Linked DNA regions of Homo sapiens: all the other regions are linked to region 2. A link is a loop called in an ENCODE intact Hi-C map of the cell type or tissue named here. Cell type or tissue: A673. All regions are shown on one strand. Region 1 holds the start of KIAA1217. Region 2 overlaps KIAA1217. Region 3 has its middle 270 kb from the start of OTUD1. Region 4 has its middle 86 kb from the start of OTUD1. Region 5 has its middle 220 kb from the start of KIAA1217. Region 6 overlaps C10orf67 (chromosome 10 open reading frame 67).

The links. Hi-C counts contacts between places; a loop is a spot of excess contacts. Peaks named below come from ENCODE experiments on the same cell type or tissue, not always from the same donor. Only the 100,000 strongest peaks of a DNase experiment are listed, where the experiment ranks them.
Region 1: it touches region 2 in a loop (5-fold over the local background); 53 of 110 quality-filtered maps call a loop at or near these places.
Region 3: a loop joins it to region 2, with 6 times the contacts of the local background. A loop is called at or near these places in 3 of 110 quality-filtered maps.
Region 4: it touches region 2 in a loop (2.6-fold over the local background); 6 of 110 quality-filtered maps call a loop at or near these places.
Region 5: a loop joins it to region 2, with 7 times the contacts of the local background. A loop is called at or near these places in 83 of 110 quality-filtered maps.
Region 6: it touches region 2 in a loop (6-fold over the local background); 9 of 110 quality-filtered maps call a loop at or near these places.

Annotation. Positions count from the first base shown.
Region 1 is chr10:24,206,524-24,211,523 of GRCh38, forward strand. KIAA1217 reads left to right here and starts at 2,615. Exons shown (of 21, transcript NM_019590.5): 1 at 2,615-2,740. The coding sequence starts at 2,671. RefSeq lists enhancers at 2,801-4,000, 3,374-3,433 and a silencer at 3,034-3,083. In A673, no CTCF peak of the experiment used is centred here; DNase peaks (open chromatin) are centred at 2,308, 2,648, 3,048 and 3,698; H3K4me3 peaks cover 2,594 bases; H3K27ac peaks cover 3,204 bases.
Region 2 is chr10:24,516,251-24,521,250 of GRCh38, forward strand. KIAA1217 reads left to right here. Exons shown (of 21, transcript NM_019590.5): 11 at 3,873-4,003. Among named protein-coding and RNA genes, the nearest start is that of ARHGAP21, 210 kb to the right of the region's middle. In A673, CTCF peaks have their summits at 432 (motif pointing left) and 2,950 (motif pointing left); a DNase peak (open chromatin) is centred at 2,911; H3K27ac peaks cover 3,791 bases.
Region 3 is chr10:23,705,277-23,710,276 of GRCh38, forward strand. It overlaps a transcript of KIAA1217 not described here. Among named protein-coding and RNA genes, the nearest start is that of OTUD1, 270 kb to the left of the region's middle. In A673, no CTCF peak of the experiment used is centred here; no DNase peak of the experiment used is centred here.
Region 4 is chr10:23,522,783-23,527,782 of GRCh38, forward strand. No RefSeq gene overlaps it. Among named protein-coding and RNA genes, the nearest start is that of OTUD1, 86 kb to the left of the region's middle. In A673, a CTCF peak has its summit at 2,850; a DNase peak (open chromatin) is centred at 2,799.
Region 5 is chr10:23,991,558-23,996,557 of GRCh38, forward strand. It overlaps a transcript of KIAA1217 not described here. Among named protein-coding and RNA genes, the nearest start is that of KIAA1217, 220 kb to the right of the region's middle. In A673, a CTCF peak has its summit at 3,097 (motif pointing right); a DNase peak (open chromatin) is centred at 3,114.
Region 6 is chr10:23,312,664-23,317,663 of GRCh38, forward strand. All of the region lies in intron 4 of C10orf67 (chromosome 10 open reading frame 67), which reads right to left. Among named protein-coding and RNA genes, the nearest start is that of C10orf67-AS1, 29 kb to the right of the region's middle. In A673, a CTCF peak has its summit at 2,277 (motif pointing right); a DNase peak (open chromatin) is centred at 2,318.

The DNA.
Region 1 (5,000 bases), 310 kb before region 2:
ATATGGAATAGTCGGTGCAAGGGCAAATAGAGTGCCTTCTCAAATTGTTTTCAGTTCCTCTTCTTAAGGAGGAACAAAAGGCCAGTAAGTAATCCAATAGAAGCTTTTCCCTATAGAATGGTCAGAAAGTTTGATCATTCAAAAGAACATTATTTTACCATAAATACATGTCTAGGTTTCATGATCCTTAATGATTCATGTTAATTCTCTTCCCCCAATGCCTTTTTCTGTTGTGCATATCACAGAGTTTTGTTTCCTGGAATATCAGCAGAGAGGGCAGTGGGCTTGGCCCGTATGGGGGAGGGGAGGGTCCTAGCAGCTGGAAAGCAAGGTCGGCTGACCAAGGGGGTTCCTTGGGCTGCCTGGAAAATGGTAGTTCAGACCTGGTGGGAGACATTTCCCTATTTTTGTCCATCTAGGGGTCAACAGAGGCCTGAAAGACTGCTCTGACACCTTCCAAACAGCCCCCAGGAAATCTTAATCAGCATCTGCCAATGGATCTTTTCTGCCTGGGTTGAGCTAGCCAGGAGGGCCCTGGGGCAGGGTGCTGTTTGTGGCTGCCAACGGCTGTGGCAGCCCTCTGCTGCCTCCTTCATCCTGGGGTTTTTGCCTTTGTGCTACACCAAATGACAGGTAGGAGCTGTTAAGCACGGGCTCTCTGGACACCAGAGCAAGGGGATTGGGGTCACAACCAAAGGCTGCGGGACATCTGATTTGGGCTGCTGCATCTCCTGCTACAGTGTTTCTCTCTCTCTCTCTCACACACACACACACACACACACACACACACACATACTTTTCTCCCACCCTCCTCCCCACTCTTCCTAGCATTAATACTTTAAAGACAAATACACAACAGTATACAAGAATCAGGATGATCTGGACCTGAAAGGCTGAACACAGCAGGGCCCTCCTTCATGAACATTTTGCACCTAAGGAAATAATAAGGTTAAAACTAGATTCATCTGGCCTTTGCCCAGGGGCCACCAGGACAGAAACTGTGTAAGATTAGTTCCTCCTTAAAGCAAGATTGCCAGGTAATTCTGTTGCAAAGTCATAGAGACCTTAAGTTATCTGCCCTGCAAATCCCACTGCCTCTATTCAGGCTGCCGAGGCACTGCTTTAATTTTTTGAAAGATTCACCGCGTCTTCTTGGATTTCAAGAAAAATCCCGTTAAGAATTGAGGGGCTCTCTTCTTCCCCTCCTGACGTGAGTGTAACTCACTTCCTGGTATGTCTCCTTTCCTTTTGGCCTACATCCTTTGTCTGTTAGGTGCTTCCACATCCTTATGTCTTAAATGGCCAAAATACGTCACCCCCACTGCCAAAACACACAGGTCACTCGAGGTCACAATCTGGAACATAGGCTGGCCATTGTTCAGCACACATTCTTGATCTAAATCAATCTCAAACCTTGCTGGAATGCCCTGTAAACTGGGGCAAAGTATGGTCACCAGACTAACCATTGTCCTTTTTTACCCCTCCTGTGACGGGGCTACTACAGGTTACAAAATCGCGCTCTTCCTCCTAGCTACTGTGTTACTCTGAGATATCTGACATCGCAGAGCTAATGTTGCCTAAATTATTTTCCCATCCTCTTTTTTTTTTTTTTTTCGGACATCATGCCTCCTATTTTCACTCTCTGGGAACTCTGCCAGTTTTTCAAGGACTGGGTAAAGAACAAAATAAATATTTGTAGGTGGTTTAAAAGGAGAAGTATGTTGGTTGTAACTCTGCCTGTCCAAAGAAATGCATTTTCACTGTCTTTCAGATTTTTGGAGTCGTTAACTGGGAGAGCTTCAGAAGATTGACTTTACTAGTTTACCTTTCAGATTTGTGATTAAGGGCTGGGTGTGTGTGTGTGTGTGTGTGTGTGTGTAAGTGTGTTGGGGGAGGGAGGAGTCTGAGAAAGTGAGCAAGTACGTAGAAACTTTTTTTTAAAAAGTCCAGATTAAGTGATTGAAATCGACTGTGTGCAAATGACGCTATACCTCTTCATAGATGTTAATCGGGCCCTAAAAAGTTAGTGCCGGAAAGTGCTTACTTACAACACTCAGCATATACTCTTTCTTTCAAATTGTTTGGGATTTTTTTTTAAGGGAGTTCACTGAAATTTGGGAGGTTCAACAGGTTGCTGTTTTTTAATATGTGGATCACCCGATTTGGGAGGCTCACTCTGCCTCTGAGATTAAAGAGATGAGGGCACTGGCTCCCAGCGAAGGCTCTCGGCCTTAATCATGTGTGAAATGTTTTCCTTCCTCGGCTGCAGAGCCTCGGTGGTTTGCAGCAGTGGAACCAGGCAGGCCCAGTTGTGGGTAGGAGAGGCCGTCACCTGTTGAGGCCTCCCCCCCACACCCCCGCATCGCCCTGCCCTGGCAGAGCCCAGCCCCCAGTCCCCGGAGAGCGCGCCTGAGGACGGACGGACGGACGGACGGACAGACCTAGGGACGGAGGGCCAGGGGCAGGGGAGATCCAAGAGGCCCCGCGCTGGAATGCAGTTTTCTCGGGCGAGGGAGACTTTGCACCGGAGTGGAAAATAGTTTGGGGTGGGGTTTCGCACCGTCCCCTCCTCCCCAGCCCCGGGCCCCCTCCCAGGCGCTTTCTGGGAGCTTTTAGAACTGCGCTCTGAAGTTTCCAGAGAGCGAGGAGCTTTTGCGGCAGGCAGAGACAATGGAAGAAAATGAAAGCCAGAAATGTGAGCCGTGCCTTCCTTACTCAGCAGACAGAAGACAGATGCAGGGTAAGTAACAGACCCATTCAAAGATGGAGTTACAGGGACGCGTGCCCCTTGCCGCTTGCTGCTTTTTATAAACTGCAGCTCTGGGACCCGGCAAAGGAAAAAAAAAAAAAAGGCAATTTCTTGGGATGGTACATTTTCCAAACTGAGTAGAGCATAGAGAACTGTGATTTCTTAGGCTTGACTTTATCTCTGGCACGATTTTCTTAAGCAGCAAAAGAGGTGGTGGGGTGATGTCACATTTGTAGTGCAGTGAGCCATCAGCATGAGCTGTATCTCTAAGCAATGACAAATAAATCACTAAGCAGCTTTTAATCATTTCCCCCCGGGGCTCCAGCCACGGGAGAAAGGAGCTGTTTTTGTGAAACTGTCTCTAGGACCGCAGCTTCCATTCATTGGTTGGGGGATTCCATGTGGCAGATGCATGCTGGCTGCAAAGTTTGTGCAGAATTTTAGAGTTAAATCACAGAAACCAGGCATGTTTTATTTTACAGATCCGAGCAGCAGGGGAGGGCTTGAGCATCTGGGTGATAGATAGAACTCTGGATCTTCTTTTATGTTTTAATTCAAAACTTGGGAGTTGTTGGACAATTTTGGTAAATTTTCTCCAGGCAGTTTCCCTTTAATTGTGTTTATAATAGACTTGTCTTTTCCGTAGGGAATTTCCAGAAGCTTATGTTGTTCCAAAGAAATTTCGCACCGGGTTGGGTGGCCAGAGGAGGTCCCTGCTCTCTGGCATCTGATGCCTGTGATGCCAAGAGCTGATTCTGTGGGATCCTATAGGCAGCATGTTCATAAACCACACAGCCCTGGACCACCCGCCCCACCCTCCCTCAGGTTCATGCAGGGGCCAGTACACAACAAAAAGACGTGCGGGAGTGCAGTGCTGTGCGTGGGAGTAGGGATTATGCACAGGGGAAAAGGTGTGTGTTTTATGAAAATGTGAAAGGGAAGTAACACATGACTCATCCACGCTGAAAATGCAAAGCTAAGCCAGTCAGGAGAACTTACAATGACAAGAGATAGAAATCCCCCAGTGAAATGCAGAAAACTTGAAGTTTTGTAATGGCTGGAGAATCCCTGAGTCTGAACAGTCATCTGTCGAAGTGTCTGCCTTCGTGCTGCCAAAGCACAGCACTCTCCTTCAGGCTACCGGGGTCAGTGGCATCCAGTGGAAGATAAGGCTACCTCGTCCCCCTGACCCCCGCAACCCCCCACCCCCATTTTCTAGGACAGGATCCTACTTCAGGAATTCAACCTCTGGGCCTGTCCTGAAAGAGATGACTCAGATTCTAGAGGGGCCATTAGAAAGGGATCCATTTAAGAAATGACTTTCCAACAATCAGGGCAATTCAGAGGCTTCAGAGGCTAGGATGGTCAGCCTGAGACAGTGTGCTCCTTTGCTCACTAATTCATTCATTCAGTGAATATTGAGCATCTGTTATGTAGACGTCACTGTTTTAGCTGCCAGACATCCAGTGGTGAACAAAGCAGACTAAAAATACTTGCCTTCATTTAACTTCCAGTGTAAGGACCAAGTTTCAGGGGGTGGGGAGCTGGTAGAGACAGACAATGAACAAATAAATAAAATATATAGCATGTTAGATGGCACGGCTGCTGGATTTAGCAAATAAAAATACAGGAGGCCCAGCTAAATTTGAATTTCAGGTAAACGGTGAATTTTTTTTTTTTTAGTATAAGTATATCCCATGCCATATTTGGGATATACTTATGTTAAAAATACTTCTCCATTATTTATGTAAAGTGCACATTTAACTGAGCAGTCCTGTATCTTATCTGGCAACCCTATTTGATGGAAATAAGGTTACAGAGAAAAATAAAGCAGGAAAAGGAATAAGGAGTGAAACTGTAAATAGGATTATTAGAAAGAGCTTCGCTGAAGTGATATTTGAACAAAGACAGGAGAGGTAACAGCAGGGATGTAATGTTTTCAAAGAACAGCAAGAACATGGGAGAAGGATGGGAGGAAAAGAGATTGAGAGGTAATCCCAGGCCAGATCACCTAGGGCCCATGAAACCATTGTAAGGACTAGAGCTTTTATTTTGAAAGAGGTGGGAATCTCCTGGCAGGTGGGACTACTTTTTTTTTTTTTTTTTTTTTTTTTTTTTAGAGAGGGTCTCATTTGTCACCCAGACTGGAGTGCAGTGGTGTGATCATAGCTCACTGCAGCCTTGAACTCTTGGGCTCAAGCAATCCTCTGGCCTTAGCTTCCAAATAGCTGGGACTACTGGGACATGCCAC
Region 2 (5,000 bases):
TCCAGTTAGGCAGCAGAGTTGGGTGCAAGATACTAATAACATCCCATATTTGGGGAGTGTCATTCCCATTTGCACACTGACTTCCTGTATCTTAGACCATACTCAGGCCTCACATACCTGCTTGATGCCTGTCTGGGCTGTGCCTACAGAGATTGGAAGATTCTGTAAGAGAAACCTGGATTTCTGGCTTTTCTTGAAAGTTCCGGGGTTCAACCCCAGATTCACAATTTCTGTGGATGGGGCTTAGGAATCTGCAGTTTACAAACAAAGCCGGTGATTCTGAAGCACTTTCACATTTGAGAGTTACTGCCTAGAATGATGAGGAAGACACTGAGTGTTTGGGTTTGTTTGGTTTTTGTTTTTGATCAAGGAAGTAGCAAAGCTAGAGCTGTATTGGAGAGAGGTCCCTCTGGTGATCATGTGCCGGACTGATTAAGAGGAAAATAGATCAGTGACTAGGAGACCATATGGGAAGCTACTGTATCCGTCAGGCAAAAGGCAGTGAGGCCTGAACCACATAGTAGAAGTAAGAAAGAAGTCAAATGCAAAACGTCCTATGGTATTCACCGTCTAAGACTAGCTCTCAAAATTCTTCTTTAAAACACCTTTTGAAATATATATCCTTTTGGCTGGGTGCAGTGGCTCATGCCTGTAACCCCAGCACTTTGGGAGGCTGAGGTGGGAAGATCGCTTGAGCCCAGGAATTCAAGACCAGCCTGGGCAACGCAGGAACACAGGGACACCCAATGTCTACAAAATAAAAATTAAAATTAAAAATAAACCCTAGCCGATCATGGTGGCACACACCTGTGGTCCCAGCTACTCAGGAAGCTGAGGTAGGAGCATGGCTTGAGCCTGGCGGGTCAAGGCTGCACGATCACACCACTGCACCCCAGCCTGGGTAACAGAGCAAAACCCTGTTAAAAAAAAAAAAAAAACTAAAAATATCTATATACATATATATCCTTTTAATAATGGTAGTGTAAATTTTCCTTCCATAAGGTATAAAGTAGGTTAACTGATTGGATGGCTAGATCTGAATGGCAAGACAGCAGGTTATAAAAGACAGCTGGAAATAGCTAGAAGAGAAGAACTAGAATGTTTCTAGCATGAAGAAAAGACAAATATTTAAGGTGACGGATATCCCAAGTACACTGATTTGATCTGTACAAATTATATGTACTAAATTATCACATGTACCCCAAAACTCACATCTATTATGCGTCGATTTTTAAAAAGAGCTTATTTTTTAAAAGCCAGAAATTTCAACTCTGGAATATCAGAACAGTGATATCCCTCTTTCCTTCCCCTCTCCCTCCTCGTTCTCCTTTTTGTTCTTCTCCTTCTTCTTCTTCCAAGTACTAGAATATAAGTCTCCTTGTGGAGCATGTTAGGTTGAATTACTGGTGAGCCATTCAGAAGGCAGAGAGAAGAAACTTGGGCCTAAAACTGTGAAGAGATGGGCTGGGCACAGTGATTCACACCTATAATCCCAGCACTTTGGGAGGCCAAGGTGGGTAGATCACTTGAGGTCAGGAGTTAGAGACCAGTCTGGCCAACATGGCGAATCCCTATCTCTACTGAAAATACAAAAATTAGCTGGGCATGGTGGCGGGCACCTGTAATCCCAGCTACTCAGCAGGCTGAGGCAAGAGAATCACTTGAACCCGGGAGACGGAGGTTGCAGTAAGCTAAGATCAGGCCACTGCACTCCAGCCTGGGTGACAGAGAGAGACTGTCTAAAAATAAAAAAATAAAACTATGAAAAGAAATTGGGTCTAGATAATTTCTACATGAAAATAATAATTGGTCTTCTAATAACAGTCAAGTGAAATACATTCCAACAAACTGCATGCTTCTTTTTAACAAAGCTAGGATGAAAAGCCACTTAAACAAATAGAATGCTGTAAACTGTGACGTCTATGAATATCTGACATTCTGTGGAGCAAAGCTGATATTTTAAAAGTCATATTGATTACCATGTCAAAAATTTATTTCCAGCATTCATTTTAGCCCCATGTCTCTGTTACATTTTTGAATGAACAAATTTGATTTTTAATGTTTTATCTAAAGTAGGTATCATAAACGTTTGCATAGAAGTGATATTGTTGTGTACAATTGTATCAATATACATTTCTGTATATTCCATAAAGCTGTGAAGTTTAAGCGTCTCCGTATGCAAGGTTGTGAAATCCAAGAGGCATATTGTATAGAAGAGATCAAAACAGAATTCTAGGCAGACTGACTTTGAGTCAGATGACAGCTCCTTGAAGTATTAATTACGCACTGACAGACATGTTGGTTGTTCACGGAACCAGGAAAATATTTGGTCCTTAGCTCTTCCAGCAAAGCTTTGCAGGACTGGACCCTGTGTCCAGTCAATACAGGGAAGTCATTCTGTTTGGTTGTGCAATAGAAAAGAACTTTTCCACACGAAGTTACCATATTTATTTAGAGCCCTTCAGTGAGGTGGCACAATCTCTTCGTGTCAAGAATCCAATAGCTGTAGGAAGTTTCCCGTGGGTGTGTTCACAGAACACTGGGCCCCTTTCCATAGTTCACAGACGTGGACAATGAGCAGATGAGGCTTTCTCCCTCTGGTCCTGAAGTAGCATCATTTCATCTGAAATGGCCACAAGCAATTTTGGTTTATTTTTCATAACAGAATCAAAGACATCACCAAAAACTCCATCCCACTTCTTGCAGGGGAGGAATTTGTTATTTTCCCTTGGATCCTGTTGAACACATGTGGCATCCTGCCTGAACCCCTCCCGCAGCTGCCATGCGATCCAGAGCTCCATCCACTTGCCCACCTAAGTGGAAAGGGCCTTCGAGGGCCATCAGTTTGCAGACGACACTGTGCATTCCTTTTTCTCTTTCGGACGCTGGCTCCACAATCCGGGCTCCAGGAGGTGGAATCGCTGTTCACTTACTGCCCCCTAGTGGTCCGCATTTCTGAAAGTTCTTTATCCCTGTTTCCTTTGAGATTTTTCTCCGTAGATTTATAGGTGTTTAGGATGGGGTTAGTAATGTGGCCAAGGAGGTGGTTGTTTTCTCAAGGGTGAGACCTCGTCTCCGATCTCCGTCTCTTGGAGCTAGCATTCCCCTCTATCCACAGACACCACGTCTGTCGTCATTTTTATTTTCTGCAATCATTTCTTCTCTTGGTAGCTTGGAGAAGAGTTCATCCTTGTTGATGAGACAATCAGTATAAACCAGAGGTTCTCATTTAGGGGCAATTTTGCTCCCCCTTCCCCAGGGACATTGGACAATGTCTGGGTCTGGAGACATTCTGGTTTGTCACAAGCTGGGGTAGGCAAGGTTTCTACTGGCATCCAGTAGATGAAGGCCAGGGGCGCTGCTAAACATCGTACCGTGCAGTTTCCCCACACCACAGCGAAGAATTACACAGCCCAAAATGTCAAATGCTGAAGTTGAAAAGCCTGATATTAACCACTGTGGGCTTCTTGTTTTACTGCACCGCAGGTCGGTCTCCCTCTCTCTCTCTTTCTCTCTTTCTCCCTCTCTCTCCTACCCCACCCTCCCACCTATCCCTCCTTCTGTCCCTCTGTTGGCATCAGCACCACTGAATAAAAAGACTCGGTCCTCTGTTAGCCAGGCACAATCGTCCCTTTGGCCAATGTAGAACATTCCCTGGAAAACCCTCCTTGTACCTGCCTCACACCACTGCAAAATGTTCCCAGCCACTGTTAAAAGATGAGCGACCCCCCTCCACCACCACCACACGAAAGGCAGGGGGGAGGAGCTGGGGCTCTACACAAAATCAGAGGCTGAGACGGGCACTCGGCCCCTCCTCTTCCTCTGTGAGGCCTCGTGTTCAGCTCTATGTGCTGGTGTCCTTGCTCCCGCAGCGAGTTGGAAGACTTTGTTGAAGACTTGAAGAAGGACTCCACGGCAGCCAGCCGATTGGTTACTCTGAAAGACGTGGAAGACGGGGCTTTCCTCCTGCGTCAAGTGGGAGAGGCTGTAGCTACCCTGAAAGGTAAACTTTCTGCTGGGTCGGGGGAGGAGTCTGAGCTGTCTTTCCTGCGGTGTTTAAAAATCTGCCACATAGAGGATTCATTCATGTATGCAAGTATTTATTAAACGTCTACATGTGCCAGGCATTGTTCTGGACACTTGGGATACCCCACAGCACAAAGTAGGTGCACATCCCCCTCTTCTTGGAGCTGGTATTAGAGTGGGTGCTGTAAGATTTCACACTAAATGATTCCAGTAACACTTTCTATTTGCTAGGCTCTTACAGTGCACCGGGATGCATGTGCCAAACCCGTTAAAAACACAAGGTGGGAGGATCACTTGATCCCAGGAGTTCAAGACCAGCCTGGGCAATATAGAGAGACTCACATCTCTACCAAAAAAAAAAAAAAAAAAAAAAAAATATATATATATATATATATATATACACACACACACAAAAAAAAATTAGCCAGGTGTGGTGGTGCATGCCTGTGGTACCAGCTACTTAGGAGGCTGAGGTGGTAGGATCTCTTGAGCCTGTGAGGTCAAGGCTATGGTGAGCCACCATTGCACCACTGCACTCCAGCCTGGCAGCCTGGGTGGCAGAGTGAGACCCTGTCTCCAAAAAATAAAAATAAAAAACAAAAAATAAAAAATTAAATTAAATTAAAAACCTGTAACCAGGCACGGTGGCTCACGCCTGCAATCCTAGCACTTTGGGAGGCCAAGGCAGGAAAATCGCCTGAGGCCAGGAGTTCAAGACCAGCCTAGGAAACATAACAAAACCCCATCTCTAAAAAAAAAAAAAAAGTTTTTTTTTTTTTTTTTTTCTGGCCAGGCGTAGTGGCTCATGCCACTTTGGGAGGCTGAGGCGGGCAGATCACTTGAGGTCAGGAGTTCGAAACCAGCCTAGCCAACAGAGTAAAACCCTGTCTGTACTAAAAATACAAAAATTAGCTGGGCATGGTGGCACAAACCTGTAGTCCCAGCTACTCAGCTGAGGCAGGAGAATTACTTGA
Region 3 (5,000 bases), 810 kb before region 2:
GTTGATGAAGTACAATTATCTGTTTTTTTTCTTTTGTTGCTTGTGCAACAAATGCAGATTCATTAAGATTTATTCCTGTGTTTTCTTCTAAAAGTTTTGTAATTTTAGCTCTCTTAATTTGTCTACATTTTATTTTAAGTAAAGATTTTTGTATATGGTGTGAGGAAGGGATTCAACTTTATTTTTATGCATGTGGATATTCAATTGTCCCAGCAACATTTGTGAAAAGTAATCAAATTTTCTTGACAGCCTTGTTGAAATCAATTGACCATAAATGTGAGGGTTTATTTATGGGGTCTTAATGTTATTTTATTGATCTGTATGTTCATTTTTATGCCAGTACCACATTATCTTGGATACTGTAGCTTTGAAATAAGTTTTTAAATTGGAAATTGTGAGTTATTCAACTTTGTTCTTATTTTTTAAGATTGTTTTGGCTATCTCAGTACTTGAGTTTCCACATACATTTTAGGGCCTGCTTATCAATTTCTGTGAAAAAGAAAAAAATAAACAGAGAGACAGCGCCAGCTGGGGTTGTGGTAGGAATGGTGTTTAGTCTATAGATCAATTTGGGAAGTAATGTCATCTTAACAATATCAATTCATTTGATACATGAGCATGGTATGGCTTTCCATTTATTAAGGTCTTAATTTTTTTCAACATTGTTGCATAGTTTTAAGAGTATACATTTTACATAAATTTTGTTAAATTGATTTTTAAGTATTTTATTTTAAATGTTGTTGTAAATGGAATTGTTTGCTTAATTTGATTTTTGAATTGTTCATTGCTAGTATATGAAAACACAATTGCTTTTTTTTATATTGGTCTTGTGCTCTGCAACCTTGCTAAACAAATTTATTTGTTTTAATAGCTTTTTGGTAGATTTTTAAAGGATTTTCTCTATGCATGATCATGTCATCTGTGAATAGACAGTTTTATTTATTTCTTTCTAATCTAGATGTGTTTTTCTACCTCCCTCCCTTTTTTACTTCCTTGCCTAATTGTCCTCGCTAGGTCCTGTAATACAATGTTAAACAGAAGTAGCACAGGTGGACATCCTTGTCTTGTTCTGGATCTTAGAAGTAAAAGCACCCAGTCTTTCACCATTAAGTATAATGCTAGCTGTAGGTTTTCCACAAATACACTTTATCAGGTTGAGGAAGTTCTCTTTCTCTTCCTACTTTGTTGAGTGTTTCTATCATGAAATGGTATTGGATTTTTTGAAATGCTTTTTCTGTATCCATTAAGATGATTATTTGATTTTTATTCTTTATTATATTAATATTACATATTAACTAATTTTTGATACTAAACCAACCTTGCATTCTTGGGATAAATTCTACTTGATTATGTTGTACAATCCTTTTCATATGTTGCTGGACTTAGTTTGTTGAGAATTTTTGTCTATATTCATAAGAGATATTGGTCTGTAATTTTCTTGTGATATTTTTGTCTGGTTTGAGTGTCAGGATAAAAGTGACTTTCTCCTTCTATTTTTCATTCTTAACACTGCTGTTCAGGCACTTTTGGGACATGTAAGATGAAGGGAAGAGAAGGAAGTCTAGGGCTGATAGTGAGTTCCAGTCAGCAGTATGGAAGAGGGGAGGAAAACCCTAAATAGATTCTATAGTGGGCCAAAGATTCTTGGCTGCCACATGGACACCAGGCGGGGACCTGTTATTGGGTATATCCTATGTAAAGAATGTGTCCTGTTCTGTTCTTTTTATACACATATTCATTCAGAATATTTATTGATCACCAGCTGCTATCTAATAAGAAGTAAACTTATTACCAAAAAGTTTAAATAGACCTGACTCCTGTCCTATGAGAACATATAGGTTAAAGGGGTAGGAAGACACAATAGAATAATTACAAACTAAATGTAAAATTACAGCTATGATTTGTATGATGAAGGGAAGATTCCTGGTGCTGTGAGAGCATATAATATAGGGGTTTGGTCTGGTGTTCTGGCGGTGGGAATAACATACCCCAAGGCCCTGCTTTAGGAAGAAGTGAAGGAAGGCCAGTGCTGGGGGAACACAGAGAGCAGGAGGAAGGGAAATAATGGGAAGGAGAAAGTAAAAAGAACCAGGCTACCTGCGGCCTGGAAGTCTGGTGATAGGCCCATGTCATTATCCTCAGAGCAGTGTGTTTTCACTTTTAAAATGTCTGTTTCTGAAGAACTGGGGGCCATTGCCTAAATGAAATAACCCAGAAACAGAAAGTCAAATACTACACTTATAAGTGGGAGCGAAACAATGGCCACATACAGGGTGGAATAGTAGACACTGGAGGCTCCAAAAGGTGAGAAAATGGGAGGGTGTGAGGGTTGAAAAATTACCTGTTAGATACAATGTTCACTATTTGGGAGATGTGTCCACTGAAAGTCCGGACTTTACCACTACACAATATATCCTTGTAAGAAAACTGCATTTGTACCTCCTAAATCTCTAAAATAAAAATTTTTTTAAAGGCAAAAATTAAAATGTCCTTGTCTGGATTCACCAGTTTTATTTTGGTTTCAGGTTTTCCTTCAAGAAGGAAATGTCATTCACGATTTCTGCTCTTTCCATTCCAGTTCTTTACATTTTTGAGACTCAAAGTGGAGGCAAGAGAGAAATGGAATTGAATGAAGGATTTGAAAATTGCTTTCAAAAGGCTGGTCACAGAGGGAAGGAAGGGAGAAAAGCAGGGTGTATTAGTCCATTTTCATGCTGCTGATAAAGACATACCTGAGACTGGATAATTTATAAAGAAAAATAAGTTTAATGGACTTACAGTTCAATGTGGCTGGGGAGGCCTCACAATCATGGCAGAAGACAAAAGGTACCTCTTACATGGCAGCAGACAAGAGAGAATGAGAGCCAAGTGAAAGGGGCTTCCCCTATAAAATCAGATCTCATGGGACTTACTTATTCACTACCACGAGAACAGTATGGGGGAAACCACCTCCGTGATTCCATTATCTCCTACCAGGTCCCTCCCACAACATGTGGGAATTATGGGAGCTGCAATTCAAGATGAGATTTGGGTGTGCTCATAGCCAAACCCTATTACAGGGTTAAGTTTATTGAACAGCAGCAGAAGGAGGGTACACACATCTGTCTGGTCCAATCCCCTAATTTTACAGGTGGATGCCCTGAGGCTCAGAAGCACTGGGTGACATCCTGGCTCACAGAGCTTGAGGTGGCAGAGCCAGAGAGGGAGCCTCAGCTTCCTGGCTTCCTTTTGAGTGCTCTTTCCTCTGACCCTCACTCTTCCCCAAGCTGAGCTCTGAAGGACAGGAAGAGAGAGGGCAAGATGCCAAGTAGAGGAGGCCCAATATGTACAGGCCTTGAGGCAGTCCTTGCGGAAGGCCACTGTGGTTGGAACAAGGTGAGTGAACAGAAGATGGTGAGAAATGCAGTGGAAAAGTTAGGCAGGGCCTTAACTCCTCAAAGAGGAGTGCAGATTTATTCTAAGGATGGTATGAGGCGTTTTAAAGGGGGACTAATGCAAAAAACATATATGGATGAAGAAGATGACTCTTCCTAGTTCATGGAGAATGGATTAATGGGGCCAGACAGAGGTGGAGAGTTGAGGTAGGAGTCTGTGGAAGGTGAAGTGGTGAGAAGTGGACAGACTAGAGCTTTGTTTTGGAGTTCAGATTGCCAGGACTTCCACATCACCTTTAAGGCATTTGTAAGAATTCCAAGAGGAAGGTGGCTATGCCTAGGCTGGAGAAAAAGGGCAGTGTGGATCCTCCTCTAGGCAGTTGGGTTATTCTAGAAGCAGATGTGTTGGCTCTTTCTGAAGCTCTGGAAAAGTATAAAGTTTTCTGTTGCGGTGTTCATGGCTTACCCTCCAGATGTTTTGACTGGCCGTTGCCCCACCAGCCTGCGGCCACTTGACACTTTGGATATCTCCTCTCAGGTATTCGGCTATAGCAGTAGTGGAGGAAAATTCTCCAAGAAATAAAAACTTTCAGGTGGGTGCGGTGGCTCACACTGGTAATCCCAGCACTTTGGGAGGCCGAGGTGGGCGGATCACTTGAGTCTAGGTGTTTAAGACCAGCCTGGGCAAGATAGCAAGACCTCGTCTTTATAAAATAGTTTTTTAAAAATTAGCCAGGCACGGTGGTTACACACCTGTGGTCCCAGGTACTCAGGAGGCTAAGGTGGGAGGATTCCTTGAGCCCAGGAGGATGAGGCTGCAGTGTGCAGAGAGCATGCCACTGCACTTCAGCATGAGTGACAAAGCAATACCCTGTCTCCAAAAAAGAAAAAAAAAAAATAAAGAAATAGAAACTTCCTTTCATCCGAATGCCCCTCCTTCTTTCCTAATGGAAAAATGGTTACCTATTCTTCAAAGCCTTCCTCAGATATTAAGCTTTACTATGAAACTATGAAGACTTGTGTTTATACACAATTATATGGCATTAATTATGCTCATCTAACCCTTTTTACTATGCCTGTATGGTCCTTATTACACCTAAACTGTTATCATTTTTTCTGTTTAACTCGGAGATACAAAGCCTAGAGAGATGAAGTAACTCACCCAAGGTCACAGGCAGTTGGGGCCCACAGTCTGAAAGCTTAGCCATTGTGCCATGTTGTCACTAGCTGGGAGCTCTCTGGGCAGCATTACTGATTTTCTCTTGCTTTCAACACAACTCTGTTATGTCGCACTTTCCCTATTATGTGAAGAGTTAATTATCTGATTTTCTTCTCTGGTTGAGAGTGAGCAAATTGAAGGTAGGAACTGTGTGTTACTTACTTTCATATTCCAGTGTTGGATGGATAACGGATGCAAAGTGAGTGAATGAATGACTAAAGAACATGAATGAATGAAGGGATGACTCAGAGAATAACTGAGAAAATAGAGTGGCAGGTGTGGGACGGGGCCTTCTGTTACCTTATGCAGACTGCACTTTTTCTAGGCCGAGGAGTCCCTGAGCTGCATTACAATTCAGGCCAGTGTAATTTCTGGCTTTACCATCACATAGTTTAAAATTTTCCATT
Region 4 (5,000 bases), 990 kb before region 2:
ATGTTGCCCAGGCTCATCTTGAACTCCTGGCCTCAAGTGATCCTTCTGCCTCAGCCTCCGAAAGCACTGGGATTACAGGCATAAGCCACTGTGCCCGGCTGATAAATATCTAATTAATGCAGGGTTGAATAGGTGATTGAATACATGAATGGAATCAGTAGGCACTTATTTATTTGCTTTAGCATCTATTAAATAGTCACCATCTTGTGGGTTGTAGTTACTGTACAACTGAAGTGTTTGTAGGTGTTTGACATGCACATTTGAAGTAGCATGAAAAAGCCACCTGACTAGGCAGTGTGATAGGATTACTGATTTCTGCTGATAGCCAGGCCTACCTCACTCCGGGATTCTAGAATTATACTTTTGCATGGAATATCTCTCCTTGTGCTAACTCCTGATTTGACTTGCATCACATCACCAAAGTGTTTCCGGTCATCTAGGTCTTTTGGAAACTCTGGGGCCAAGAATCCTTGAAAGACCTAAAGGAAGCATTTTGAGGAACTGGGCCCCCTCGTGGCCTGTCCTTGGCAGGGGCTTTGGACTGGTATGGAAGTCTCCCATATCCATGCGTCTGGGCAAAATGCAAATGGCAGTAACACCACCAGCTCCTTATTTCTCACTGATGCTGGACAGAGACCCAGCAACCTTTACCCTGGAAGTAATCAAGTGGTTTTGACATGAACTCTGAGGTGGGGCTTGGTTTTTCAAGAAACCCTCTCTCCTGTCAAGCCAGGTCTATTCTGGATGCCAGGACCAGAGAAGTGGCCACCACCACGTGGAGCAGTTGAGACCATTGGTGAGGTGAGGATAAAATAATTCATTGTCTTGCTTTCATCTCTCATTGGCTGAGAGAACATAGGCACGTTACTTTCAGCTATGAACTTCTCAACTGTAAAATAAGAGGGTTGACTCAAGAGGATCTGAAAAGCCTTTTCCAGCTCTGTCATTCCTGCAGTACTGTGGATTTTTCTTTTAGGGATGAAAATGGGTTCCAGTGCAAGTTGTTGTCCTCACTCTAAGGAAGCCCTGGCCAGCCACTCCCTTCTCCTCTTGAGATAACATTTTAGTTATCATCTTTCTCAGTCACCACCTCTGTCTTACAGTTTTTATTTTTGACATCATTGTTTTCTTATTTACATCAAATGTGTGTTAGTTTACAAACATTCTGAAAAAAGTGAAATCGACTCAGCATAGATTTATGTGGGTAATAACCTGCAGCACACTGAAGCAAGTGCATGGTATTAGGCCGTTCTCGCATTGCTATAAGGAAATACCTGAGACTGGGTAATTTACAAAGAAAAGAAGTTTAATTGGCTCACAGTGTTTCAGGCTATACAGGAAGCATGATCCTGGCATCTGCTCGGCTCCTTGGGGGAACCTCAGGAAACTTACAATCATGGTGGATGGCAAAGGGGGAGCGAGACCTCTCACACGGTAGGAGCAGGAGCAGGAGCAGGGGCAAGAGCAGGGGTGGGGTGCGGGGGCAGCGAGGTTTTACACACTTTAAACAACCACATCTCATGAGAACTCTCTCACAAGAACAGCACCAACCAGACGGTGCTAAACTATTCATGAAGGATCCACCCCAGTGATCCAATCACCTCCCACCAAGCCCTACCTCCAACACTGGGGATTACGATTTGACATGAGATTTGGGTGCAGACATAGACCCATACCATATCAGACATGAACAGGAACAGACAGGGCTCTGTCCCCCAGGATCACACAACCTGGCAGAAAAGTCTGTTAGCTCCATTGCTACAATTCCATTCTAAAGACTGTAGGTGCTCAATAGCATTTCTTCTCCCTCCCAACCTGGGAATTTTATTTATGCTGTAGGAGAGGAAACTATCTTTTCCTCACCCATCCTAGGTTCCTGGCTGAGGCCCCTGTAACAAAAGACAGATTAACAAAATAAAACACATACAAATGTATTTAATGTAAGTTTTATGTGACACAGGAGCCTTCATAGGGAAATGAAGATTCAAAGACACAGTTAAACTCAAATGTTTTTAAAAAATATTTTAAAATTTTTATTTGAGATGGAGCCTTGCAGCATTGCCCAGGCTAGTCTTGGACTCCTGGCCTCAAGTGATCCTCCTTCCTTGGCCTCCCAAACAGCCGAGATTATAGGCATGAGCCACTACATGCAGCCAAACTTGAGTGGTTTTTTATAGCTGGTTTGATCAAGAGTGGACAGTTGTGGAGAAATATGAGTGGGAAAAAAGGGTATGATCTAATGGTAATAAACTTGGGGAAACTTAGCAAACCTATTTGTTCAAATTCTTCCATGTCCCTGTGTCTTCAGAGATTTTTTCTTTCTGGGTATAGGGTGGGTAGCTTTCACATGAGATTCTTATGCCCTGCTTCAGGAGAGGACAAATGAAGGCCAGAGAGACCTTCCTGTTTCTGCTGTTTTCACACATTCCTTCAGCTTGAAATATTCAGTATGTCAAGGTGCCATACTTTGGGGTAGGGTGTTTGGAAATCACCAGTGCATTTCAAAAGGAATATGAAGACGTTACCAGTGGCTATAAATACATAGAGTAATGGTCATTTTCTTTTCTTTTCTTTTCTTTTTTCTTTTTTTTAAGCAAAGACTCTGTGTACCTTCTATCTGGTGTTAGTTTGGTTAGGTTCTTTTAGTTTTGTAGAATTGTTATCTTGCTGTGATTATGTTCTTTTAACACTAAGGAAAACCATGTAAAAAGCAGGGTGTTCAAAATTCTGGGGACTAAGACTTGGAAAGAAATAGGCCCAGCAAGCCAGTTCCGCAGGGCTGTCATTAGAGAGTTGACTTGGGTGGCACAGAAGGCACCATAGTGCCCTCTAAGGGTGGTAGTTACTGAATTATTGTACTTCGCTGACATACTGTTTACTCATTAAAGGTCTTGGAAAAGCAGAATTTTAACTACCTTTGCTCCAAGAGAATAAACTCTATTTAGAACAAGGGAAAGCTTTCTATTTTTACCCAGGAAAGAGCTAACCCAGGTGTGGACTGGGAAAAGACAACTTCCTAGGTTTTCACGGTGAGGTTCATTTTGTGATCTGGTAACAGGTCATAGAATATCACATCCTTACACCCTACACCGTTAAGCACAAAAGACTTCCAAGGAAGATTGCAATGATTTTTGGATAGCGCTCACCTCTGCTTCTCTATTTTATTTCAAATATTTCAAATATTACAGAGTTGATAGCATCACACACACACACACACACACACACACAAACACACAAACACATTTTAGAGATTTTTTTTTAACAGTAGTTTGAGGTTCACAGCACCCATCACGTGCATGGCTACCCCACTATCAACACCTCCCATCGGAGTGGCATTTTTGTTGCTTGATGAACCTACAGTGACATGTCATTATCATCTAAAGTCCATAGTTTACATTAGGGTTCACTCTTGTTATACCTTCTATGGATTTAGACAAATGCATGGTGATGTGTATCCACCATTGTACTATCATACAGAGTAATTTCACTGCCCTAAAAATTTTCTGTGCTCCGCCTAATCATCCCCCACCCCCAACCTCTGGCATCACTGTTTTTTTTACTGTATCCACAGTTTTGCGTTTTCCAGAATGTTATATAGTGGAATCATACAGTATGTATATTAAACTAAACATGCTCTTATAAAACTAAACATTTTTAGCTTTTTAGGCTTTTCAGATTGGCTTCTTTCACTTAGTACTGTGCATTTAAGTTTTCTCCATGTATTTTCATGGCTTGACAGCTCATTTTTTTTTAGCACTGAATAATATTCCAGTGTCTAAATGTATCACAGTTCATTTATTCATTCACCTACTGAAGGATCTCTTGGTTGCTTCCAAGTTTTTTAGCAATTATGAATAAAGCTGCTATAAACATCCACGTGGGCCAGGTGCGGTGGCTTATGCCTGTAATCCCAGCACTTTGGGAAGCCAGCACGAGTGGATCACTTGAGTCCAGAAGTTTGATACTAGCCTAGGCCACTTGGCTAGTGGTGCGTGCCTGTAGTTCCAGCTACTCAGGAGGCTGAGGTGGGAGAATCACTTGAGCCAGGGAGGTTGAGACTGCAGTGAGCCATGGTGGCACCACTGCACTCCAGCCTGGGTGACAGAGTGACAGAGTGAAACCCTGTCTCAAAAACAAACAAAAATCCATGTGTAGGTTTTTGTGGGGACATAAATTTTCAGCTCCTTTGAGTAAATTTCAAAGAGTGAGATTGCATGGTAAGAGTATGTTTAGTTTTATAAGAAACTGCCAAACTGCCTCCCAAGTGGCTGTACCATTTTGCATTTCACCACCAATGACTGAAGGTTCCTATTGATCTACATCTGGAATTTGGCCATTCTAATAGATGTGTAGCAGGATAACATTATATTTTACACACTTTATAGTTGAAATTTGGTTGGTTACCATTATTTATTTTTTGGTAGTTTGATTGTTCTGATTATTAGTTTTTGATGTCAGCTGGGCACGGTGGCTTACGCCTGTAATCCCAGGACTTTGGAAGGCCTAGGCAGGTGGATCACGAAGTCAGGAGTTCGAGACCAGCCTGGCCAACGTGGTGAAACTCCGTCTCTACTAAAAATACAAAAATTAGCTGGATGTGGTGGCATGTGCCTGTAATCTCAGCTCTTTGGGAGGCTGAGGTAGGAGAATTGCTTGAACCCGGGATGTGGAGGTTGCAGTGAGCTGAGATCGCGCCACTGCACTCCAGCCTGGGTGACAGAGCAAGACTCCGTCTCAAAAAAAAAATTATCAATGTCATTTATCATTAATGAATATCCAGAAAATTGTGTCAACTTCATTTGGATGTGAAAAATACTACATGATGTGCTTGCTATTAAAGAATATTTAATTAGGAAAAATGTCATTTTAGGAAACATATCTTTTTATGTAACTTATCCCATCTGTCTATTACCATGATGTCTGGGCTCTAATTTCCTCTCCTGAATTGCTTGCTCTTTCAAAGTAGAACATCATTTTGTTCACTTTTGTGTTCTCTCCAA
Region 5 (5,000 bases), 520 kb before region 2:
GGATTTGAACTGGACTGTAAAATGGGGTAGGTTCTAGATATATGTTCATATGTTCAGATATCTACATAGATTCTATATCTAGATATTCATATATCTAGAACGTATCTATCCGCATTTCACGTATATGATATATCAGTATATCACAACCATGACGTACGATATAATTACATGAAGCAGACAGGGAATGGCATTCTAGGGAAGGCGATAACATGCACACATACTTTAAGTTGGTAATAAACACCCCATATCCCAGTGTCAGATAGGAAAATAATCTGTTGGGGGCAGGGGGATTCATGATAGGAAGTAGCTGGTTGGGTGTGTTTTAGGAGAACTTGACTACTAGGCTGAGTACATTATCCCATTAAATATAGCAAGGCTGCTCATTACAAGCCTATGAGTAAGTCAACTTTTCATGGTGGAGAGTAGAGAACATAAATTGTCTTGCAATCCATTAATATTATGACATGATTACCTGGTTGCCCCCCAAAACGCATCATTTTATGGGCTCTCTTCTGGTAAAATTACTTTTCTGACTCTGTAACACCATAAAAGAATACTCCCCAAACCACAAAACTGAGACAACTAGAGTGCTTTGGATTTTGCTACCCATGTAGATTTATAAGTTTTCTTTTTATTGATAATTCATTGTGGAAATTACTTTGGCAAATATGTATTCAGAAGTCCATTCAAAAAGGAAAAACTCACTAAGTGAAGAATCTAAAAAGTTAATACAGCTCACAGAGCAGCCAAGAAATAGAAATAGAAATGGTGAGGCTTGAACTTCTAGCAAAGATATCAGTGTTTCACGTGATGGATCCAGAAGGAGATGCAATCCTTGCCTACCCCATTGCCATCTTTTCAAAGTCAAGAATGAGACCCAAGAGTAACAGGAGAGGGATGGAGGCTGACAAAGGCAAAGCAGCAGAAAGGAATCATTTAGAATATGCTCATGTCCTGATTTGAGGTTGAAGACCCCCCAGGATAAGAAGTGTTCTGCATGAGATATGTTTATTTGGCAAACAAGAAAGGCCAGAACAGGGCCATCATTTCTTTTTTTTTTTTTTTTTTGGAAGCCCTCGTGATGGGATAAGAAGGAACGCATCCCAGCCAAAGGTCTAGAAGGAAGCTTCAAGGTCAGGCCCTGATTTGACACAGGGCCCCTAACACTGTCAAAGTGGCATGCCTGTTGGCCCCTACAAATGCACGAGGAGAGTTTCTGTGTTGTGACAGAGTCACACTATTTATCCTCCTTCACTGAGCTTGCAACTCTAGGAGGGACACAAATGGAGTGTGAGGGTGGCAGGAGGAAGAAAGGCCACCCTTAACCAGCCAGATAAACTGAACCAACACTGCGGGACAATGGAATAAGTGATACCACCGCCAGTTTTACTTTCTTTTTCTTTGCTTATATGTCATTTAAGAGCCACTTGCAGTCACTTGTCCCCATGAACAAAGGTACTCTGATAGCTTCCTTTTTTTTTTTTTTTTTTTTGAGATGGAGTCTTACTCTGTTGCCCAGGCTTGAATGCAGTGGTGAGATCTCGGCTCACTGCAACTTCTGCCTCCCGGATTCAAGCAATTCTCCTGCCTCAGCCTCCCAAGTAGCTGGGATTACAGGCACCAGCCACCACACCCGGCTAATTTTTGTATTTTTAGTAGAGATGGGGTTTCACCATGTTGGCCAGGATGGTCTTGAACTCCTGACCTCAAGTGATCCACCTGCCTCGCCCTCCCAAAGTGCTAGGACTACAGGCGTGAGCCACTGCGCCCAGCCTGATAGCTTCCTTTTTATCCCCACTGGTGTAAGTTGACTAAACAGCAAGTCTTGAGGACTTTCATGGTCTTCTCTCCTCTCTTGTTCTAGGCTATTGCTTAGTCCCCTCATCCTAATCAGGAATAGTCAATACCTTCAGAAGCTCCATGGAAGATATCCAGGAGATTATCCAACTCTTTCAGATTTCCCAGAGTCCAAGAGTTTGGCTCTCCATAGCCCAGCTTTTTTTTTTTTTTTTTTTTGAGACAGAGTCTCATTCTGTTGCCTAGACTGGAGTGCAGTGGCATGATCTCAGCTCACTGCAACCTTCGCCTCCTGGGTTCAAGTGATTCTCCTACCTTAGCCTCCCAAGTAGCTGAAATTACAAGTGCATGCTACCACACCCAGCTAATTTTTGTGTTTTCATCAAAAATACATTTGGATTTTTAGCAGAAAACGGGGTTTCACCATTTTGGCCAGGCTGGTCTTGAACTCCAGACCTCAAGTTATCCACCCACCTCAGCCTCCCAAAGTGCTGGGATTACAGGCATGAGCAACCGCACCCAGTCTGTAGTCCACCTTTTGTAAGAGATGTGAATTGGGATGAGTCTTCCCGGTGTGCCTAAGTCTCAGCTCAGGCTCCTAAACATTCAAGAGAACAGAGAAACTGTCCTGAGGTTACAGGCCTTCGCATTTCTCCTGATGCAGTGGATGGGATAGCAAGTACCAAGGCTTAGCGACTACTCTAGCTTGTGAGCAGATCTGGGGATCCCTAGAGGGAAAGAGGAGAATGTGAATGATTTAGAGTCGTCTTTGGTCTAACCTGGTCATGACTGTGCTGTGTTCCTGACCTGGCTTAGAAAAACCCTCCCATTGACAAGCCTTTCTTGGTTTCTACACCATAAGTTGATGACTATTGAAGCTGAACATGACCTCAATGGTCTTTTAGTTGGCATATTACACTTGGGTTGGGGTGTGGATATGTGGGAGTTTGAGGGATGGGGATTAGGTAGCTGAGGACCAGGGACATCTGATGTAGTGGAAATCTCCTTTGTGCTGATTTTAGGTCTCAGGACAGTCCCACAGCCCAACACCACCTTATCCATGGGACTATCGTGATCGTTGGGTTCTCCGGATGGAGTCCTAACATCGCCCTTTTAAGCAGTTGCCCTTTCTTTCTACTACCCAGGTCAAGCTTTGGAGAAATGGGACAGAAAGTCAAGGAGAGTTTTAACTTTAAACTCAGCAGCCTTTTTTGAAGGTGTCGCTGTGGAAGCCAAGATCATGTCTGGGATTGACCCTAAGGTTGATGGAAGGTTTCTGAGCATAGTTCAGCATCATCCCACCAGGGGGCAGTAGGAAGCTGTGTGCACAAACCATTTCATCTTGACCAAAGTCAAATCCGAACCATACAACTTTTCTGTCCTTGAACCGGAGCTTCATTAAAACCCTTGGGCAACATTTCAAACTTTAAAACTGTAGAAACTTTTAGTGAATATGGAAGCATTGTTAAGCGTAGGTTGGATTTTCTCTTCATAACCAATACAGGATTCAATTTTGCTGGGAGCATGTCATCATTTATTTTCTTGTCTGAAATGGCTGTTTTTCACTGGTTTCAAGATCTGAAATATGAATGCATTATTTACAATTATGTAATACCCTTACCCTGAGCTGTAAAATAAAAATTAAAAAAACTTGCTTTTCCGTGTCTTTTAAAGTGTTGCCTCCAATCCATGTTATTAAAATTTAAAAGAGCCCAAGAGCAGCATTGGTAATAGCAGAGAACAGATTCACACTCAGATTCATTTTTGTTTAGCACTTGCCGTGTGCCAAGCATTGCCCTGGGAACTAGGAGTACAGGGGTGGCTCTGTTCCTCGGGGAGATCATGGTCTCCTGGAAGATCCTACAAAATAACAGAAGACCAAGTCCCCTGTGCTCTGGAGTAATTAGAATGCTGCTCTTAGCTTTTAGGCAAAAAGCTAATCAAATTGGTAAATGGGAAAAAGAAACACAATAGAATCCTTTCTGGAAAAACCACTGCTTAGGAAACCTGACATGTTCATAATTGCAGGATTTGGGGTAAAAACCCCTCAAAGCAAATTTCCTACTTTATCAATTCCATTACAGCCAATTATGGCCTGTGTGTGTGTGTGTGTGTGTGTGTGTGTGTGAGTGTGTGTGTTGTGTCTATATATAACGAAATTAGGGCAAATGGCTTCCTCATTATTAAGAGAGCATTTTTCCTTCCTACTTGAGTTTTCATTATTTCCTAAGTAATATTTTCTCAGTGCAATTTTGCAAATGTAAGATACCCGGGAATAGATACAGGTTGAAGCGGCAATCCAGGGACTGTCTCATAAAAGCATTGAGAAGTTTGGAAGCACATTAAGTTTTTAGATTGAAACAGCAATAAAATAATGTCACTGTGTTATGAACCAGGTGCTGCCTGCCTGCCTGATGTGTCTTGATTCTAATTAGTTAAACAGTAAAAATGGAGCCCTTATTTTTTTGGCAAGGTTAAGCGTATGGCTGAACATGCTCAGCACAGGACAGTGATTTGCAAACTCTGAATCCTGGTCCCCAGTCTATTCTTGACTTTGGGAAAGTCACTTCGCCTCTTGTTTCTTATTTCTCTTGAGTAAAATGGAAGCCATGAAACAGTCCATCTCACTGGGGTACCGTGATGAATGTCACAGATGATGGAAATATGCTTTGCAAATTCAAACTGGGGTTGAAATGTTGGTGCTAGCCCATAGCAAAGAGGTATGTGTCTGGTTTCATAGAGAAGCAACTCCCCTGCCTCCCTTTTTTGCCCACTTCTAGCCTCTGCATATGCCTAGAAGCACCAAGATCATTATTCAGCCATTTTTGCCCTTAAACAAACCAAATGCAGTCATTTCAAAGATATTCAGAAAGCATCTTGCCTTTATGCTCTTCAGGAAGCAGGAACCATGAAAATCAAGTTATTGTAGTTGTGCTTATGCGCCTTCTTGCCTCGGATTGACAGGGAAGGTATTGCATTTGGGGACCATAACCGCAAAATGGATTTATGATATAGGAAGGAGACAATTTCTCCATGTGGAAAGGGGAGCACTGGGCCGGTAATTCCTTGTGGTGAGTTTTTCTTCCCTAGACAGCAAACACAACGGCAGAAACTGTTATTTTCTTTTTTACTGTGTATCCAACACCTGTCACAGTGCCTGGTACACCGTAGCCCTACAGTAAATGTTCGCTGAAAGAATGTTG
Region 6 (5,000 bases), 1.2 Mb before region 2:
ATAGTTGCATATATGTATCTGTGATGATTAATTTTATGCATCAACTTGGCTAGGCCATGGTACTCTTTTTCAAACGTTAAATGTTGCTGGTATTTTTAGATGAGATAAATATTTAAATAGGTAGCTCTGAGTAAGGCAGATTACCCTTCATACTTCCATCATGTAGATGGAGCTCATCCAATAGGTTGAAGGCCTTCTCAGAAAAAGACTGAGATTCTCTGAGGAAGAAGAAATTCTCCTAGAGGACTGCGTTCGGACTCAAGCTATAACATCAAGTCTTTCCTGGGTCTCCAGCCTGCTGGTCTGCCTTGCAAATTTCAAACTTGCCAGCCCCCATAATTACATGAACCAATTCCTCAAAATCTCTTTTATCACCTCCCCACCCTCTCTTCTCTTTCCCTGTTTTCTCCCCATCTCCCCCAAATATTCATTGTCCTTCAGGGCTCAGCATAGGAATCACCTTTTCCTAAAAGTCTTCCTTAACTATTCACCCAAATTGACAGAGAGTTATGCACCCACTGGGTACAAACCTCCAATGTGGACTGTAATTGCTAAGTTTATTATCTCTCTTGACCACTGGATTATCCACAATGAGTACAAGGACTGGCTCTGGGCCTGTGCTGGAAAATCAGACAATGGGTGGATGAAATGAATCAAAACGTGAGTGAAAGAACAGTTAAAGACCTCGACATTATGGATTGCCTTTATTCTAGGAAATTTCCACTAGGAATTCATGATCTATTTCCAGTACCATGGTGTAGGTCGAGATATCTTGACACTCTTCTTGATCATATTCAACCCTTTATTCAATAAAATTTGTCAAAAACCTATTACATGCCACGCAGTCTGCTGGGAGAAGAATACAAAGATGAGTAAGACTCGGTCCCTGCTCTGCAGGAAGAGTCTAGTGGACAGATCAATATGTACTGGGTAAATGTGATACAATTCACTGTAGCTATTATACAGCAGAGAAAGAGCAAGAAGGGACATTATGTGAAAATTCCAGGGAGGTGGTTAATAACTTGAGGAGAGCTGAGGGAAGCAGGCGACGGCCCAGTATTGTGGGAGGGTAAAGTTTTAGCTAAGAAGTGGAAACAGATAAAAGTGAAGACATAAAAGGACCTTCTAAGCCATGCTAAGGCACTTAAACTTCATCCTAAAGGCATGGAGGAAACACTGAAGGATTTAAACAGGGCAGGATATGGTCAGACTTGTGTTTTGAACGACCACCCAGATGACTGGGCAGACGATGGACTTAATGAAGACCAAAAGGGATAAGAAGGCACCAGCCACAGGCCAGGTGAGCAACGCTGACTATCGAAACTAGTTCAGAGGCAAACAAGACGTGGATTTAGGAGGTAAAAAAACTGGCAGGATGGTCAGGCATGGTGGCTCACGCCTATAATCTCAGCGATTTGGGAGGCTGAGATGGGACGGTTGCTTGAGCCCGGGAGGCAGAGGTTGCAGTGAGCAGAGACGGTGCCACTGCACTCCAGCCTGGGAGACAGAGCAAGACTCTGTTTCAAAAACAACAACAACAACGAATACCCAAACAACCAAACAACAACAAAAAACTGGTAGGATTCAATGGCTTACTAAATATGAAAGATGAATTTGTTATCTAGTGCTGCATAAAAGTTTTACCCCAAATGTAGTGGCTTAAAACACACACGTTTGGCCAGGCACGGTGCCTCACACCTATAATCCCAGCACCTTGGGAGGCTGAGGTGGTAGGATCACTTGAGGCCAGGAGTTTGAGACCAGCCTGGGCAACATAGTGAGACTCGTCTCTAATGAAAAAGAAAAAAAATTAAGTTAAAACACACACACACACACACACACACACACACACACACACACACACAAACTTATTATCTCACAGTTTCTGTTGGTCAGGAATTCAGGTAGGTCCTCTGTTCAGGGTCTCCCAAGGCTGCAATTAAGGTGGTGTCCAGGGCTTTGGTCTCATCTGAAGCACAACTGTGAAAGGATCTGCTTCCAAGCTCACTCAGTTTGTAGAAAAATCCACTTTTTTTTCAGCTATAGGACTAGAGGCTTCAGTTTCTTGCTGTCAGCCAGAGGCTATACTCAATTCTTTGCCACGTGGGTTTCCCCAACATAGCCTCTCACATAGCCAACAGAGAGACTCTAGCAAGACAGATACTACCCTTTTATGTAACATAATTACATACAACTCTTTATCTTTGCTGTATTCGATTGACCAGAAGCAAAAGTTAAATAAATTTAGAAACTTGTTCATAGCTGAAAAAAAAAGTACAGGTACTTGTGACCTTAACTGGTCTCCAGAGGGCAGCAGAGAGTCATTTATACTTGTCAATCTACAAAAAGTGTATATAGCACTTCGTTTTATTTTCAACTTTCCTCTGTTCTTCCTTATGACTAAGCCTTAACAAACTGGGCGGCCAGGATCTGGAAGGCTGTCTGAGGTCATGGATCAAAGTGATGCCAACAAGCCAAAGCAAAGATTCCAATAATGACTTTAATTTAATTTAATATAAACAATTTTTTCTTAAGTCAACTAACCACAATTAAGCATATTTAACCAACACATATTTATGAAAAACTGATGAATACGAAGAATTTAATCATTTCATAGCTTTCTACTCCTAGAAGTATAAAGCATATGGACAAAGAGTAATATTCATTATTCAGCTATATTTTTGAACATTTGATATACATTAGAAATAGATCAATGTCCCAGAAATTGTAGAAGACACAAAGAACTATAAGAGCATGTGTTTTTTGTTTTTTGTTTGTTTGTTTGTTTGTTTTGAGACAGGGTCTTGCTCTATCACCCAGGCTGGAGTGCAGTGGCATGATCATGGCTCACTGCAGCCTTAACTTCCTGGGCTCAAGTGATACTCCCACCTCGGCCTTCCAAGTAGCTAGGACCCTAGGCGCATGTCCCCATGCCCAGCTGATCTTTTTGTATGTTTTGTAGAGGCAGGGTCTCACTATGTTGCCCAGGCTGGTCTCAAACTCCTGAGCCCAAGTGATCTGCCTGCCTCGGCCCCCCACAGTGCTAGGATTATAGGCATGAGCCTGGCCAAAAGCATGTTTTTAAAAACCACGAAATTCTGACTTACTCTCTCATTATAAACAAGAATAATACCGGATAAGATAGATTAAATGCATCTTTTTTTTTTCTTTTAGAGACAGGGTCATGCTCCGTCACTCAGGCTGGAGTATAGCAGCACAATCATGGCTCACTGTAACGTCAGACTCCTGGGTTCAAGCAGTCCTCCCACCTCAGCCTCCTCAGTAGGTAGGACTACAAGCATGTGCCACCATGCTGTCACAGGATCCTTGGGGTGTTGCTTTGCCAGCCAGAAACCTCTGTGGTCAGTGGCACTTTTGCCTGAGTTTTGCCCAGGCCTGCTGTGCTCATTCCACCCGCTTGGCCGGGCAGGCTGTGCTCGGCTCATACTACCAGCCTGGATCCCATGCCTGCCAAGGGCAAGCCAGATGCAGAGTGACAAGGGGTGCATGAGTGAGTGCAGGGTCCAGCCACTACACACAGCTAGGCATGCCAGCTGCAGCAGGGCAGGCAGCACCAGGTGCTGACAAAGGTGCCAGCTCCCTGCAAGGCTGCAGCTGGACCAGGTATACCACAAGTGGCTTCCACTGCTGGCATAGGGGAACACAGTGGCACCTGGAAGCTTGGAGACACCAGGAACTGCAGAGCCCCAAAGAGGGTGTCACAACACTGGCTCAGGGAGCTCCTAGGTCTGGGCGCCCCCAAGGGCTGCAGCTCTTCTCTCCGTCTTGTTGCCTGCAGTGTGGTGAGCGAGGGGTGTGTTTCAGCCCTGTTTTTATTACAGCTTTTTTAGTCCCACCATTTGGTGGGTCCCAAGTTCTCGTCCCACACGCAGGAAGAATGAGATATGCAGACAACTGGAGGGTGAGTAAGGCAAAGAGGTGCTTTATTGAGCAACAGTACAGCTTGCAGGAGATCTGAAGTGGGTAGCTCCTTTCTGCAAGCAGGTCATCCCAGCATCTGCTCAGCTCCCAGCTAAGAGAAGACCCACAGTGGGTAGCTCCTTTCTGCAGGCAGGTCATCCTGATATCTGTTCAGCTCTTAGCTGAGAGAAGACCCCACAGCGAATAACTCCTCTCTGCAGGCAGGTCATCCCCACTTCTGCCAGAGTCTGGCTGAGTCTAGGGTTTTTATGGGCTTCAGAGGGGAGGAAGCTCATGCTGATTGGTCAATGGGCAGCCATAGGTGGGCCTGAAAAAAGCACCATAAGTTCTCACTCCAGTCTGTGGAACTGGCAGCCTGGCCCCCAGGCTTCAGGCCACCCCTGGGTTGAAGGTGGAGCTTCACCAGCGACACATCCCTTTCCACTCGGGAGCCTGTCGCTTCCTGCTGCTGTTCATGGTGCCCAGGCTGTTCATGCCAAGGGACACCTGCAGGCCTGTGCTGTGCCACCCTCAGTGCCCCCTTGGCCTCCCTCCCATGCTTGTTGGCACCCAAACTCTGGAGGGGGCCAAGGCAGCAGAGGGCTGGTGTGTCAGCACCATCCCAAGCACACACACACCTGGCTGGGTCATAACAGCGCCTGGGCTTGGCCACAACTTTGCTTCAAAATCAGAGTGGGTGCCAGGAGTGAGGAGAGGCCAGGCAGCAGGAGTAGGCACTTCCGAGCCTGTGGGAGCAGGGGGGCTTCCTAGGCCCCCAAGAGCACAGGGATGCCTGGGTCTGCAGCCATGGCTGGGCAGCTGCAGCTGCCTCTAGGAGCGTGGAGCTCCCCCATCACCAACTCAGAAGGTGAGCACCACTCCTGCTTGTTCCTGGCTCCTGCCAGCTTAGTAGAGTGTACAGCCCTGGCCATATCTCCCCTGCTGCAGCCGGCATCTTTGCAGCAGCTGCTCCAGACAGGCCACTGCTGAAATGATTACATGGTTTATGGATGAAAAATGAAGTGACAAAAAATATTTATTCTCAGTTGCATAACTGTTTACATAGAAAGCCCCAAAGA